2 separate regions of the Homo sapiens genome follow, and region 2 is linked to region 1. A link is a loop called in an ENCODE intact Hi-C map of the cell type or tissue named here. Cell type or tissue: K562. All regions are shown on one strand. Links, peaks and the distances in the headings refer to the core of each region. The heading gives the core; the rest is flanking DNA.

Region 1 (8,435 bases), core at 2,241-7,240:
GACTCCTCCCATTAAATTTTAATACCACATGTATACTGCATAGCTGTTGATGCATTGTTTGTACCTCTGTGCTTTATACGTAAAAAGAGTAAGATTTTCTTCACATGCCCCCAGAAGAACCAATTTTCATTCCTTTGGGGTGCTATTGCCCCATTGACAATGCATGCAGTTAAAAAAATTTCTCTAGGGGAGTTAGACAATCTATCCCTACACCTGTGTATAAATGCCTTATTTATTTATTTTTATTATTATACTTTAAGTTTTAGGGTACATGTGCACAATGTGCAGGTTTGTTACATATGTATACATGTGCCATGCTGGTGTGCTGCACCCATTAACTCGTCATTTAGCATTAGGTATATCTCCTAATGCTATCCCTCCCCCCTCCCCCCACCCCACAACAGTCCCCAGAGTGTGATGTTCCCCTTCCTGTGTCCACGTGTTCTCATTGTTCAATTCCCATCTATGAGTGAGAACATGCGGTGTTCGGTTTTTTGTCCTTGCGATAGTTTACTGAGAATGATGATTTCCAATTTCATCCATGTCCCTACAAAGGACATGAACTCATCATTTTTTATGGCTGCATAGTATTCCATGGTGTATATGTGCCACATTTTCTTAATCCAGTCTATCATTGTTGGACATTTGGGTTGGTTCCAAGTCTTTGCTATTGTGAATAGTGCCACAGTAAACATACGTGTGCATGTGTCTTTATAGCAGCATGATTTATAATCCTTTGGGTATATACCCAGTAATGGGATGGCTGGGTCAAATGCCTTATTTATTCTTATTCAACAAGAAGCCACCAACTCGGCATCTTGTTGGTGTTCAGAAGTCGGAGAGCTCTAGGAGTCAGCCTTTCCGCATGGCCTGCGCCTTTCCCGGGGACCTTTCCACAGCAAATATTTCTGGAGCATCAAGTTCATATGAAGAGGAATTGCCCAATCTTGGAATGGCTTGTCAATCATCTGATCTGTCTTAGTTGAGGACAAAGTGAAAGAGATGGAAGAAAGGAAGAGTTTTTTTTTTAAGTAAGCAATCATAAAACATTATAATTCTCTTTAGGTCTGACCTAACATCATAGTTAAGTCTGTGTTTTTAGGCAGTCACTGTTGCCCAAGTGTTAATCATTTTTCGCTGTTTATCGTATCTCCTGTGGGAGATGCCAAGAGGACTACATTTCTCCTATGGGAAATACTAAGGGCTTTCATCTTCCATGTGGAAAAGAATGTGTTACTCACTCAAGCTATGAGATTGTAGCCCTCAGAGCATTTCCCAGTGAAAAGGCCAACAAGTTGTGTGAGTTAATTAGGAGTATTGTGGATGTATATTTCAGAATGTTTTTGCAACTTTTTAGCCATGAAGAAAATCTCTCCTAAATTAGAGTGTACAACATGTCCTCATAGCTTTTCTTATTGCTAATGAATATTTAGAAATGTGAGCAAACTATTGTCTTTGAAATATCTACAAGCACAGCAGTTTTAAGAACTGTCTTTTCTAGAGGTATCAGTGAATCCTATTTATGATATGAATGTGCTCTATATCCATTCAAGACAGAGAGCAGTAAAAAGGTTTTCCAATGTACTGTGTATAGGTACCTGCCCATGTAAATTCTGAGTGTCCTTGACCAAATGCACAGATGAGTCAACTTATGTGTATGTTGTTTCAGCTTCTTAGAGTAATTAAAATTATGATAGTTTTATGCCATTTCTGTTGTTTTAATATGAGAAAAAGACCTTTATTTGCTCTCCCTGAAAGTTAGAACAACGTCGTCAAAAATACAAATGTGGCAAATCAAGTCTGTGTACCTAAGTAAGAGAATGGTTAGCATACTTGATAACAAAATTCCTAAATATAGATGCCCAAACTACGATCCTATCCACTTACCTAAAACATAATGGTTATAAAAGGCACATTTATCTATTAGTTTCCCAGATCTTTTTTTCACACACCACTATCATGATTTTTGCTATATTTACATGCTATCTTTATTCCTATTAATATTTTTCATATGAGTCATTTAAAACATTTTTAGCCAAAGCAAAAATAAAGTGAAATCATGGTTTTGATGTTTTATTTATAGATTTCTAATGCACAGTAACACACACATAAGTTTTAAAAACGGTTTGTTACTGTATGATCTAAAACCACCTAAAGTCTCTTGCAATGAAGTGGCCCAAAGTCAGTCTCTGGACATCCGACTCAGGAAGCTATTCCAGGTCTTTGCCCTGTGGTATTTGGCCCTTTCACTTATTTGTCATTTTCTGCCCACCACATGGTGACAACAACAAAGTCCACTTCCTTCAAGAGAGCAGACATGGAGAAGACTGATCGTAGGCAGCGTTTAGTATAGAAAATGAGGAACAGGTAAAGTTTATGTAGGATTTCTTATGTGCCCAGCACCATGTCTCTACGATGTCATTCCTGAGTTCCTACCAGAAAGCAGAGCCCAAGCATGCGTGAGGGTGGCTTGTTTTGTGAACTGACTCCAGGGAATAGGTGTGGGGGCTGGAGGAGTATGAAACAGGGAAGGAAAGAAGCCCCAACAAGGTTGAGTTGCCAAACTGGCTACTTCAGACAGGATGACCTCAGAGCCACCTGCCCATAGGACTGAAGCAGGCAATTGGCACTGATTCCCCGGGCGCCATCTCCACCATCGGGGGTCTTGTGGAGTGACTATCCCCCTGGCATTTTCAGTTGCATATGCATAAATGCCAGTTCCCAAGAAGGTCCCGCAGCAATGCCAGAGAACCCTGGGAAGAAGGCGTAATGCAGTGGCCTGAGGTGAAGCACTTTCAGACTAGACCTCTATGGAGCTGGTTGCCACAGTACTGGCTGGAGCAGAGGTGGGGGAGAGCATGCGCGGAGGACAAGGAGAGGTGCACCTATTCTGATGCCTTTAAAGTCTCACTGTCAGCCATGAGGTAGGTACTATTTCCTCCACTTTACAGTGGAGACCCAGGAAGGCTCACTGACCTGCCCAAAACCCACATGCAAAAGAGCTGGGCTTTGAACCCCATGGTGGGCACCTAGCTTGCACTCTATGCCACCATGAAGGATTGTCCTGCTATACCCAACTTCGTGCTTCACAGTTAAACATCCTGTTCAAGCTGAATCACTGGGGTCAGGAGATGCAGCTTCCAGTCCTGGCCCTGCCCTCCCAGTGGAGTTCTTTAAGTTCTTTACACAACAGTATATGCAGGTCAGTTTCTGCAGCCCCCTCTACTGCACAGGGTTGCTCTTAGGGCCAAATAAAGTACCATGCATGTGTGAAAGTTCTTTGTAAAATGTAAAATGCTGTATGTTAGTACTGCTATCAGTACATTTCTCTTATGTGCTTAAGTATATTTAGGCCCTAGGTCTTCTTAAATATGGAGATACAACCTGTACAGTGCCTCCTGGCATTTTGTATTAATTGTAATGATTTTTTAAAACCTCATTTGCCATTTTTAATGGGGAAAAGTATCTGATTTGCCAGTCCATTGAGGGTGATAGTATGCTATGTGCTCAATTGGATACCAGTATAAACATAATCCATGACTCATGGCTGCCTCCACTTGGGGTTTCAGATGCACACAGGTTGTCATGGCGTTTCCATAGTGAATGGGACACTGAAGGCTGTGCTCTGACCCACAGGTTGTAACTCAAAGATTAGGGACCTTAATGCGTAGGAACTTCGGGGGTCAGCTCATTCAAACCCTTCTCTGAAGAGAAACTGAAAGTCCGGGAAAAGTCAGATGGACTCACCCAAGATTCCTTAGTGTCTCAGCTTTCCTTTAAATATTTATGCCTAGATTCTGTATTAATTTACTCAGCAAATCATTACTGAGCCACCACTGCACAAAAGACACTGTGTTGGTTCTGGTCAGGCTCTCCAGTAGTGATCTGCCTGCCTTGGCCTCCCAAAGTGTTGGGATTCCAGGTGTGAGCCACTGTGCCTGGCCGAAGTTGGTAGAATTCTTATCTCTACCTTTTAGGTGAGCAAACTGAGGCTTAGTGAGGTCAGGAATTGGCTCAAAGTTATGAAGCTATATACCATCTGATCTTTGAATGCATTCGCTTGCCCAACATATGAAACAGGTGCTTGGGTCTCTTTGTAGAAATTTTAACTGAATTCAAAATATTTATCAACTATTAACAATCCCAATAGAGTGGGACATATTTTACAATGGATAAACTTACATTAACATATCATTATCACTCAGAGTCCATGGTTCACATTAGGGTTCACTCTTGTTGCTGCACATTCTGTGGGTTTGGACAAATATATAATAACATGTATCTACTGTTATAGTAACCTAAAAATTAAAAAGTGTCAAGATGAAACATTATTTGAAAACAAGCGCTATCAGTGATGAATTTTCTAAGGACAGTTTTTTGCCACATGATCTGAAGTATGTTTTAATGATTGTTGCTTTGGTTGGTTGGTTGATTTCTTTAAGCAACTACAGCCAGCCTAGATAGATGAAAACGTCCACTTTCTTTACCACCACAAATTGAGGTTCTTCTCTGCAACTGCAAGGTGACAGTGACCTCCAGTGGGGAAAAGCTGCAAAAGTTACTGCGGCAATGCAGTGAAGTCCCAGCATTTTAAGCTAATCCTAATTGTTGGAACGAATGTCAGGCCACTCTCAGCTCTCTGTTCGTAGACACAGAAGCTGCTAGGAAAGACTACACTGGAACTAATGATTCCCTCATGCATATAGAATAAGGCTGGAAGATTATAAACTAAATGCAGTTTGCCAGCATGCTCTAAAATACTTTGTTTCATTAAACAATGTATTAAGATGTTTCCTATGCTCAGTACTCTGTTAGTCATAAGTCTTGACTACAGAGTGGAACTGACATTTCACTAAAGATAGATCAGGAAGGTGGGTAATCCAAAATTTATCCTGTTTAGCTTTTTATAGTGTCACCCACTTGCTAGTTTTGCAGGGTTGCCTACTCACATGTTTTGCCTAATAATGAGAAGTTATAATGTGACACATTCTTACTGTGCAATCTAGTTTCACATAAGACCACCAGCTGGAATTTCGTTTCTGCCTCTTGCTACTTCTATGACATCAAGGATATTATTTAGCCTCTCTCAAGTATTTCCTCATCTGGGGTTAATAACATTGACCACCCCCCCCCCACCCGCCCCCGGCACCCCACCCCCAGCAGAGTTGTTGTATAAAGCAGTTAACACACTGCTTGGCTTAGAGAAAAAAAAAAAAGCTACATGAACAAAACAATACACTCTTACTACTAATGTAGCTAAACTTTACACCATCTACCATTCTAGTAATTTATAGGGCATATTGTCTGTGACCCAATATCTTTCCTGCTCAGAGTCCTACAGATCTAGTTTCCTGAAGGACATTTTCTTCTTTCATGTCTTTCCACACTTAATTTCTTTCTGTGGGTGATGCTGTCAGGTTTCTCAGGCACTGGCCTGGGATCCTAGCATCTTGATGCCACATTGCCTGGAGCTATGGACTCCCCCTCCCTCCCTGTCATATTCTGTCAGATACCAAATTCTGCACATGATTTCTTGAAATGTATCTTACATCTCTCCTTTTCATTCCTACTGGTATGACTGCAGAATGTGTTCGTTCCTCCCCACCCCAACTGTCCTCTAAGGATGTGAACAGATGAGTTACCATCAGAGACTGAAGAAGGAGAATGGAACTTCATCCAGTCCAGCAAGAATAAGATGCCCATGTACTACCAAGGTCACAGGTGTGAAAATGCCTTGGAAAATCAAAAGCATTAAGCAAGGCATAATGGTAGGATCGTTTTATTGTTATTTTTTGTTATTTTCTGAGATGGCGTCTCGCTCTGTCGCCAGGCTGGAGTGCGGTGGCACGATCTCGGCTCACTGCAACCTCCGCCTCCCGGGTTCAAGCGATTCTCCTGCCTTTGCCTCCCGAGTAGCTGGGACTACAGGCGGGCGCCACCACGCGCAGCTAGTTTTTGTATTTCTGGTAGAGATGGGGTTTCACCATGTTGGCCAGGATGGTCTCGATCTCTTGACCTCGTGATCTGCCCACCTCGGCCTCCCAAAGTGCTGGGATTACAGGTGTATTATTTGATGTGCATAAGAACTTAGCAACATAGGCTTCGTAGAACATGAGAGAAGGCAGAGACTATTTTATTGGAGGAACGCAACTCAGTATGTCATGAGAGCCAGGTGATGGATGGCTACTTTACACCTGATGCAGACAGTGTACAAAGATTTATAAATTAGGAAATTACAGCAGTTACTAACAAAAGGGGCAGGAGAGATTCCTTTGGTGTCTTGTCCAGAACCTTTGTGTCTTAATATGTCAAATGCCAAACCACCAGACCTGACTTACCTAGCTGTTAGATACCACAGCAGAAGCTGTGTTTCCACCTTCCAGTTTCTGTCCTTTTCCCCTGAGAATTGCCACAGTCTGTTAGAGTGTATTTTTAAATGAAATTAGCTGGGGATGTCAGGAAGAATGGAAAGCCACCAGGCATACAGTCTAGCTCTGAAGCTAGTTCACCATAACATAATGACTTATCATTGAAACCCATCAGAGTCTACTTCCCATTATCTATTTCAGTATTATGTTTTTGCATGATCAATATTCTCTTATGTGAGATTTTTAATATTATTCCAACACATAATATTAGAGATTTTCAATGCAGGTTAGAGTGTTAAAGGCCCTGAGAGGTTTCTGTTAAAAAATTAGCTGGGTGTGGTGGCAGGTGCCTGTAGTCCCAGCTACTTGGGAGGCCGAGGCAGGTGATTTGCTTGAACCTGGGAGGCGGAGGTTGCAGTGAGCCGAGATCGCGCCATTGCGCTGCAGCCTGGGTGACAGAGCGAGACTCCATCTCAAAAACAACAACAGCAACAGCAATAATAACAAATATTTTAAAGCAAGCACACGGGAAGCATGTAATAAATGTTAACTTATATCTGTAACAGTATTATTATTTATCCTGAGAGCTTTCAAAATTTATTTGACTTCTGACCTTTTCTTTTTCCTGACTCATTATTAACATTTTAGGGAGCTATGAGATGTGCTTTGGGGCGTGCTGGTTTAGGGTGGACTGATGATGGACTTTGATATCAAACAGGCCCAAATTCAAATCCCCTTGGAGACCACCTACCGGCTGTGTGACCTCAGTCATTTAGCTTTTCTGAGTTTCAGTTCTTGGTTCACCAAATTGGTGTAATAATGCCAACCTTGCAGGATTATTGGGAGGATTAAATTAGCAATTTGTCTGTTAGAGACATGATCCAAAACCTTAATTTCTGTTCCGCTTCATTGTTTCTCCCCAAACCTGCTCTCATTCTCTCTCCTCTTCTATGCCTTTTGAAATCCTTCAAGGCCAGATTTAAATCCCACCACAGTTGATTCTAATTTTACCTCCCCAGTTTGCATCGACTACATACGCTGAGCCAGGTGTGTGCATAGTTTTGGGGCCCTGTGTGATAAATACTATGTCATGGGTTTGGACCTCCATTCCTGAAAAGCTGCAGCTCCGTCCCCATGGGGATCATTCTCTGTATTTCTTTGTATCCTTCACATGAGACATGTCCATTCTCAATTGTGTACTAGTTATTACCAATACATTTTAGGCATAATTTTGTCTTTGATGTCTTAGAAGTGAGGATAATGATTAATGTACTTATTTCAAATATTTAAACAATGTGATGAATAGGGCCAGCCTTCATATAGCAGAATATTTGGAATAATATAGCGTTTGTATATTTTTCCCAAGAGCTTCCAAGATTGGAATTTTAATCATTTCTAGACTGGCAGAATCAATTTTAAGCAGTCAAAGTGGCCTGACATGCCCTGGCTTTCTTCATTTACCTTCAGATCAGAGTATCAAAAATGAGAGAAAAATACCTGTAGTTCTGGGTGCTTTCTGTCCCTTTATGAAGAAGAAGGCAACCTGATTCTTGTATGTCAGGACTTGTCTGTTATTACTGAAATGGCTCTAATACGGGAAGAATTGTTTGTAATGATGGCTAAGAGGCATTGCCCAAATTCTGAAGTTCCTTCTGAATCATCTAAGAAAGAGTGCCTTAATTTGAACTTAGTTTTGTTTGTTTTACATATTCTAAGCTTTGACAGGTGCTGTTTTATGTGTGATGCAAACATCATCACAAGCTGGAATCTGATTGCTCAGAGTGGCTCCTGCCTGGGCCTCAAGCATTCCCTGGGAGCTGGCTACAAATGCAGGCTCTCGGGCCCCATCCAACCTGCTGAATAGGAATCTGCATATCATCAGGGTTCCTGAATGACTCATGTATGTGCACATCAGAGTGTGAGAAGCACTAGAATATTCATTAACCCCTGCAGTCAGATGATGAAGTTTACTTCAAAAAACTGCTGAAAGAAAAATAAAGGTAACATACTACTGCAGTTGTGAATATATGCTTACCTAAGTAATATTCATATGCATATTACATTTAA
Region 2 (8,435 bases), core at 1,720-6,719, 990 kb before region 1:
GAGGGATAAAAGACTACTTACTGGGTATAGTGTACCCTGCTTGGGTGATGGATCCACCAAAATCTCAGAAATCACCGCTAAAGAACTTATCCGTGTAACCAAGACCCACCTGTAACCCCAAAACTATTGAAATAAGAATAAAATGCACACTGATTTCATTCAGTCAGAACAACAACCCAGGGCAGTCAATATTGTTACTCATGTCTCAGCCACAGTGAGAGCTCAGCAAGGAGAGGTACCCTGGGCAGAGCCACATGTCACTGTGCCATAGCTCTGCTCTCACACGCAGACTCACAGATTTGAGCCCAGTACTCCTTCTTTGTACTCCAGCTTGAAGCCCACAGCGAAGGGCATATGGAGAGCGTACTCAGGCAGCAGAGCATCTTTGTCTTGGGAGAGACACACAGCAGGCCTGGCTCCTGCGGGGATTGACCTCTTCCCTGACTTTGTGCGGCAGAGCTCTGAATGGGTCTCGGGTGCACGGCATTCTCTTACGGTGTGGAAGAGAGGCACGGGCAACAGGTGGAGGAGAAAGCAGGGAGATGGGAGTAAGTTCCAAACTCCAAAACCTCAAGCTCCGACCCCTCCTGAGGACTCACCTTGTTGCTTTGGTTTTCAGAAATCATGAGGTCCAATGGATTTTGTTTAGCAAATACCGAAACAATAGTTATTGACCACAGTATACCAAATGGAAGAGACCAGCAGCTGGGCGTGGACCCAACAGAGCATTTGTAAGTATGCTGATTTGAATATCGTTTCATAGACTGTCCTGAGCCATTTGCCTTGTGGGATGGGGGCTCACTGTTCTTATGGAAGGAAGTGGGTGCCCAGAGCCACCCAGCAGTTCCTACCTGCATTTGGACACTGATTTTAGAAGTTTGCCTTTCCTAGAGTCTGGTGAGATCTTGATGAGTGAATCTGTGGAAGATGGAGTTGCTGGCTCTGAGGGGCATTTAGGAGACGTTGCAGGGCTAGGGGCCTGGTTCGTGTGGGGCCCTGAGGGGTGTGATGCTGTCTCCAGGGCCAGGAGGGCCACATGCCTCACACTCAATGGTCCTGATTCCCTGAGATGGGGACATGTTTGCCTCAAGGCTGCCTGGCCCTGTGCTGAAGGTGTAGGATGTATCTGATTACTGAGGCTGGACAGCCAAAGCCACCACTGTCTTCTCCGCTCTTTCTGTCTCTGATTTGACTGTAACACATGCTCTAGAGAGCCCGGCACTGGGGTCGGCAGCATCTTCAGCCTTGGCTCTCCTCCAGGCATCTTCTTGGTGAATTCTGGGGGCACCAGGGTCCCCAGACAGCTTGGCCTCTGTTTCCTGACACAGCCAAATCCAGACTGCTCCTTGGCTGTATGAGCTCAGAAAGTTATTTAACCTTTCCTGACTTCTCTTACCTTCACGGGACCATTCTGCTGTCCCACCACGGGTTGTGTTGAAGACCACAGATGGTGAGTGTAAAACATCCCGCTTGAGAGTCCCACAGAGGCAGCTCTGGATGCAGAGTCTCCCTGTGGGCCCAGGAATGACATAGCCTGGGGATGGCCCGGGTCTTGCCCCACGCATTTGCTAGCCCTCCATAGCAGCAGATTGAAACTAGAGCCGGCCACATGTGCCGAGGCCCACATCCGGGCCTGTGGGCGGCAGGGCTGTGACCCCAGCGTGAACCTGGGCCCCAGCCGGCGGCCTGGGCCTCCTCTGCTGAATCCCTGCTCCATGACTGAGCATGGGGGGGTCCCTGTCAGGCTTGTGGGACTGGCTCCTGCTAACAGACCCCGTCTTTACCAGTGTGTCTCCCGGGTAGATGGTGCGAGAATCCTTCCCAGTAGAGGGGTCATGAGCTGCTGGTGGCAGAGGCTGTGCCGGTGGGGCCAAGGCCGCAGCTTTCCTGACCTGCCTTGCCCTTTTGTGTCCCTTGCCCTGACCCCACTGTACATAGCTCATTCACTCATTACCTATGGGTCCCCCATGCCAACAGGCTGGCACCGTGGAGGTACAAGGCTGGAGTGTAGTCATGGATGAAAGAAAGAGGCCCTTTAGCTTGGCAGGGGTAGTTACTGGCCAGGCACTGTCTTGGGGAGAAGACAGATGGAGACCCTTCCTCATCACCAGTTGTGCAGGCTCTGAGTCTGCAGTGTTTGCAAGGGGACCCCTTTCTATATCCAAGAGGCCCTTGGCACCCTGGAATGAGGCCAGATTTAGGAGGCAGGTTCAACTGTGAGCAGGCTGGAGCTGAGGAGAAACACACGGAGGGAAGAAAGCCGGGCCAGAGGTGTGGCTCTTGCAGCTGCCCGGGACTGACTGCATGTGCACAGGAGTGACAGGTCTTGAATAGGCGGCCACCTGCTCCGGGATGCCTGGCTCACAGAGAGGGCCGAGAAAATCTCCATGACCCCAGAAAAGCCTAACAAAGAAACGCCTGCCGCCATGGGGCTCGGGAGCATCTGGAGGGAGTTCCGACTTGGGCTTGCCGGGCCTTTCTCTGGCTCCTCAATCTCGGGCAGTGCAGTGGAGTCGATGGTCCAGCTCCAGTGTCTCACAGGGACGATCTGTTTCTACACGGCACCGGCTGTCGGGTGGGGGGTTGACAGCGACCAAGAGCACAGACACCCTTTGTGGAACTGGAGGCTTCACCTCCCTGCGTGGCTGTCCTCCCTGGCACCCGAGGCTGATTGTCTGGCCCGAGCCTGTGAGCCCAGTGCCGCCGGGCCCACAGCAGGGCCCCCACAGCAGAGTCTCAGCAGGCTGCCCCGAGTCTGGCCCCAGGGGCAAGTGGGCACCAGTGCCAGGGCCCAGAGACCCACCTGCACTCAGGGAATGGATGTATCTGATAGAGATGGGGCCAGTGGGGACTTCTGGGGCTCTGCAGGTGACAGTCTCAGCTGGCGAAGGGATTGCCTGGCTTCTGGGAGGTCATCCAGGGCCGAGGCACTGGGCGGTTCTGTGGGGACCTCAGGGAGCCTTAGCCCCATGACTCATTTTCCCTGAGCATCCCGGTCCCCCTCCCTCCTCATGTCCTCAGGGTCATCCTGTGATCTGGGCAGGGAGGACGGGCAGGTGGTGGGACACTGTTTGAGGTGGCGCTGTGGCTCTGTCCCTCGACTGGCTTGAACCTTTCGGCACGCCCAAGGTTCCCCCTTGGGTTTCCATCCAGCCCTGGTCTGGGGAAGAGATTTCATTCCCTGGATGAAGTTGGAGAGCTGCTCTGTCTCCGTGAGCCCCCCATAGCTTTCCCACCCACAGCTAGGGCTCTTTGTGCCGCGGCCTCTGTCCCAGCCTCGTGTTGCCAGGACCGTGAGCATAGGGAAGCCGAGGCGGGGGCTGACACCACACTCCAGGCCTGGCCATGGAGTCAGAGGGGAGGCCTTCCTCTGCAGCCTCAGCCTTTCTTATCCAAATGCCTTAAAGCTGTCTTCACAGCCCTGTCCCTTGAGGTCAGCGGGATTCGCACGATGTACTAGGTTTGTGGGGGACATATGCTCGCCCTGCCTTGTTGTGTGTCCGGCCAGGGGCCTGGACTGTGCAGTCATCTTGGTCATGGCAAAGCTTTCCAGAGATGGCTGAGTTCCCACAGTTGTCCACGGGCCAGGGCCACCTTCAGTCACTGGGGGCGGCACAGGAGGCAGCCCCGAGGTGGCTCCCAGGAGGGCGGGGCAGCTGCTTGCCTCTGTCCACACTCCCACGCGGCCTGCTGGGTTTGGGCTGATTCATAGGTGGAGGAAAATCCCACGAGCCGTACAGCTCTGTCCCCCTTCCTGGGGAGAATGTCCTTCTTGTGCTTTTCTCTGTTACGCATTTTTAAAGACCTGGAGTCTCTTTTCTTAACGTAGGAAGTCTGCCTGGGCTGCAGAGGGAGTAGAAACAGTTCCAGTGTGTGGGGAGTCAGTATCGCGGGCTTTTACGTCCCCTTATGTTTGGGGTTTGTATTCTTCCCTAGTTCTCCACACCCCATGTAAGTCCCCCATGTTCGGATGCTTCTCATCTGCCAGAGCGCGAATGAAACACGTACCCACATGCAGGCTTCCCCGCTAGAAGGTGTCTCCCCCCGTGACCTCCACGGGCCTCGCCGGCTCTTCTCCAGCCTCCTGTTCCCTCGCAGCCTCCTGTGCGTCCGTGTGTCATCTCTGCTGCGGTCAGGCTGTGAGCTCGTGACCACTCCTCTCTCAGCTGTCCCCAGGGCCCAGCACGAGGCAGGCGCCTCTTCCCTGAGGACAGACCCTGCCTGCCTTGTTCACTGCTGATCCCACAGCCTGACGCGGTGCTGGGCACAGAACAAGAGGTGAAAATCAGCACTCCATGAATGAAGGAATGGATGAAGGCCTCGCTAAGGGTTGTCTAAGCAAATGCAGACAGCAGTCTCCAAGGCAGTGGAAACCAGAAGCTCTGGCAGTCTCAGAGCAGGAGCCAGCTCACCAGTTCATTTGTAGCCGTGGTTTTTTTGCACACTTACTAGCGGGCATTGAAAGTCATGCTCATGGTCCCGGCGGGTGTTTGGTGTTGATCCCAACAATGAGCCACCCCTCACCTCTGGTTTCTCTAATTTCAGATTTGAGAATGGCAGTGAGTTTCCCTCAGAGCTGGAGGACGGGGACGACCCAGCAGCCTACGTCACCAACCTGTCATATTACCACCTGGTCCCCTTCGAGACAGACATTTGGGACTGAACCTCTCTATCAGGCCTCCCCCGCCTCAGCTGTTCACTGCCAGCTCTGATGCTGTCCACTGTGCTGGCCCCCATGGTCACAGCTGCTGCCCCAGCTCTGGAACTCCCAGACGTCCCAGGCCCCACTGACGCCAGGAGGCCTGGGTGTCCTGCAAGTGGAGCAGCAGGGGCTCCTAGTGGGCCAGGCTGACCGCAGAGTCTCCAGCAAGCTGAGGTCACAGCCGGAGGCCACAGGGCCTGTGTTCTGAGGGTCTTCACTCCCTGCTTGGTGCCCACAGGGCTGCGCACTGCCAGGGCAGGGACAGTTCCTGTGGGGCTCGCTCTCACTGCTACTGCTTCCTGGGAGGTGCATCCCTCTTGGTGAAGTGGCCTAGTGCCCCCCAGCCACCCTGACTCCCCACCATTCCCTCCCACGGCAAACGCACAAAACGTCTTGAGGGAGATTTTGACAAGTCACCCATTCCAGGTGCCACAGGCAGGGGATGTTTAGTAATCCAGGATTTCTCTGAGAACTGGGATATGTGGCCTTTTTTTTTTTCTTTTTATCTTTTATCTGGAAACTGGGTTTGGGTCAACCCCAGGAGTATTTGCAGAAGGCCCAGCACAGTGGGGGGTATTGGCTGCAGGGCAGGGAAGGCATTGCCGACTAGATAACCGTGTGAGCTTGGACTGAGCGTTGGTGGTTCTTCCCAAAGGAAAGGAATTTCTTCCCGGCCTGCCAGGTCTCTGGGCCTTCAGCGCGGGTCCTGGTGCTGCGGCCACACCACCCTGGGGTGCTCATTGACAGAGCTGCCATAATGAACTTGAAAGGACGGGAATCACGAGGGAAGCTGGGGCTCCCCTGCCCACAGGAGAGGATCCCCGTTCTTCAAGCTTCTCTGCTCAGTGTCTACTAACGACCGACATTTGCTAATGTAAATAATAGTAAATTATTGAGAATTCTAATTCTTTTACACAGTCTGTTTTTAATCTATTTTAATTAAATAAAATCTATGACTCTACTTTGATCTGTCCAGGATGTTTGTGTATAAAGGCGTGGTTCTTTCTGTCCCCTGCCTTGGGACAGGGTGGAAACTAAAACTGACTCCTGGGGCCTGGTCCCTCCCCCTCTTCCTGTCACATTCCGTGAGTGACAAAGTGTGTTATGTTCTTACCCTAGGGAAGTGGTCTGCCCAGATTGAAAAATGGACACACTGCTTGTTTTATTTTGGAGGGAGACGGGGGTTGACTTAGGCTTTTTTCTTTTCCTCCATTTTTCTTTTTGGCAGCCACAGGAATTCTCTTTGATGACCCAGCTGCAAAGCACATGGACTTTCCTTTGGTTTTGCATTTCCCTCTGCCTTCCAGCTGTGTTGTTTAAAGCATCTCAATTTCAAATAGGCTAGTAGGTGGCTCACTCCGGGGTTGACCGGTTGCCTTTCTTTTCTTGACACATCAAATTCAGTTCTGTGCAAGGATGAGGCTTCCTGCTTAGTAGCTAAGATTAGAAGTGATCAGCATGTTCAATTAATGCCCATCTGACTTTCAAGGATTGATTCACGGATTCGTCTCATCCGTTTCACAGAGGTGCTTCTCCCCAGCCATTCGGTCACTGTGATGCAGCTTCCTTGGCCACCTCCTTGCTCAGGCTGTGTTCCTCTGTCAAGACTCAAATTTGGCTCCCCAACCTCATCCCCTGCTCAGCCTTCACTGAAGAAGTTTTACTGTTACTAGTCCGTGCGCAATGAGGTCTTGCCAGTAGGGGTGAGATGTTTGGACATCTGTTGTCCTATTAAGCACATCAGAGCATTCTCTGGCTTCCTTTTTTTTTTTTCTGGAAAAACATAGGTCTCATAAGTTCATTTTTTATATTCCCACACTTGAAAGAGCCATAAGTACAAATAAATGTTTCTTTAGGTGCAAAGATATATGCTTACTGGCACTCAGCATCACTGTTGGAAGCAGTATGGAGTGGTGGCAGCTATGGCAAACAGGAGCACTCAGACGCTGCATCAAGGGAGCAGCTACCACTGCTCAGTTTAGCTGGTTGTTTTGCCTGCAAGTATGGGCCCAGTATGGCCAGATCTCCTAGTTTTTCAATAAAAGCTAGAAATCTGACTCTTCTTTGTGAAATATCCCAATTTTGAGGTGTTGACAATAAATAAATAAAAATAAACAAAAATATATTAGAAACTTGACCAAGTGAAAGAATTGTGAATTGTCAGCCTCTAAACTGTCATTTCAGAAAATCGATACCAGAGCAGTTGAGGTTCATGTGTGAATTTTCACTCTTGCCCGCACATTCCTCCAGGTGAGAGGTGACAGCGTGCTGGCAGTCCTCACAGCCCTCGCTCGCTCTCGGCGCCTCCTCTGCCTGGGCTCCCACTTTGGCGGCACTTGAGGAGCCCTTCGGCCCGCCGCTGCACTGTGGGAGCCCCTTTCTGGGCTGGCCAAGGCTGGAGCCCACTCCCTCAGCTTGCAGGGAGGTGTGGAGGGAGAGGCACGAGCGGGAACCAGGGCTGCGTGTGGCGCTTGCTGGCCAGCTGGAGTTCCGGGTGGGCCTGGGCTTGGCGGGCCCCGCACTGGGAGCAGCCGGCCAGCCCTGCTGGCCCCGGGCAATGAGGGACTTAGCACCCGGGCTAGTGGCTGCGGAGGGTGTACTGGGTCCCCCACTAGTACCAGCCCATCGGTGCTGTGCTCGATTTCTCACCGAGCCTTAGCAGCCTTCCCGCAGGGCAGGGCTCGGGACCTGCAGCCCGCCATGCCTGAGCCTCCCACCCACTCCATGGGCTCCTGTGCCGCCCGAGCCTCCCCGACGAGCACCACCCCCTGCTCCACGGCGCCCAGTCCCATCGACCACCCAAGGGCTGAGGAATGTGAGCACACGCGCAGGACTGGCAAGCAGCTCCACCTGCAGCCCCAGTGTGGGATCCACTAGGTGAAGCCAGCTGGGCTCCTGAGTCTGGTGGGGATGTGGAGAGTCTTTATATCTAGCTCAGGGATTGTAAACACACCAATCAGCACCCTGTGTCTAGCTCAAGGTTTGTGAGTGCACCAATCGACACTCTGTATCTAGCTGCTCTGGTGGGGCCTTGGAGAACCTTTATGTCTAGCTCAGGGATTGTAAATACACCAATCAGCACCCTGTGTTTAGCTCAAGGTTTGTGAGTGCACCAATCAACACTCTGTATCTAGCTGCTCTGGTGGGGACATGAAGAACCTTTATGTCTAGCTCAGGGATTGTAAATACACCAATCAGCACTCTGTATCTAGCTCAAGGTTTGTAAACACACCAATCAGCACCCTGTGTTTAGCTCAAGGTTTGTGAATGCACCAATTAACACTCTATATCTAGCTGCTCTGGTGGGGCCTTGGAGAACTTGTGTGGTGAAACTCTGTGTCTAACTAATCTGATGGGGACATGGAGAACCTTTGTATCTAGCTCAGGGATTGTAAACGCACCAATCAGCGCCCTGACAAAACAGACCACTTGGCTCTACCAATCAGCAGGATGTGGGTGGGGCCAGATAAGAGAATAAAAGCAGGCTGCCCGAGCCAGCATTGACAACTCGCGGGGATTGTTTTCCACACCGTGGAAGCTTTGTTCTTTTCGTTTTTTGCAATAAATCTTGTTGCTGCTCGCTTTTTGGGTCCACATTGCTTTTATGAGCTGTACCACTCACCGTGAAGATCTGCAGCTTCACTTCAGAGCCTAGCGAGACCACAAGCTCACTGAGAGGAACAAACAACTCCAGACGCGCTGTCTTAAGAGCTATAACACTCACCGCGAAGGT

Evidence for each region. A loop is a pair of places that touch in the nucleus more often than their neighbours do. Peaks named below come from ENCODE experiments on the same cell type or tissue, not always from the same donor. Only the 100,000 strongest peaks of a DNase experiment are listed, where the experiment ranks them.
Region 2: it touches region 1 in a loop (5-fold over the local background); 2 of 110 quality-filtered maps call a loop at or near these places.

What each region holds. Positions count from the first base shown.
Region 1 is chr6:2,734,681-2,743,115 of GRCh38, reverse strand. The region is part of intron 2 of MYLK4 (myosin light chain kinase family member 4); the gene reads left to right. Among named protein-coding and RNA genes, the nearest start is that of MYLK4, 12 kb to the left of the region's middle. In K562, for the core only: a CTCF peak has its summit at 4,538 (motif pointing left); DNase peaks (open chromatin) are centred at 3,575 and 4,525.
Region 2 is chr6:3,719,847-3,728,281 of GRCh38, reverse strand. PXDC1 (PX domain containing 1) reads left to right here. Exons shown (of 5, transcript NM_183373.4): 4 at 620-731; 5 at 4,546-5,663. The coding sequence ends at 4,663. It overlaps LOC100507336 (a long non-coding RNA gene), which reads left to right and starts at 8,205. Exons shown (of 4, transcript NR_187650.1): 1 at 8,205-8,435. RefSeq lists an enhancer at 3,769-4,307. In K562, for the core only: no CTCF peak of the experiment used is centred there; a DNase peak (open chromatin) is centred at 3,661; H3K27me3 peaks cover 4,543 bases.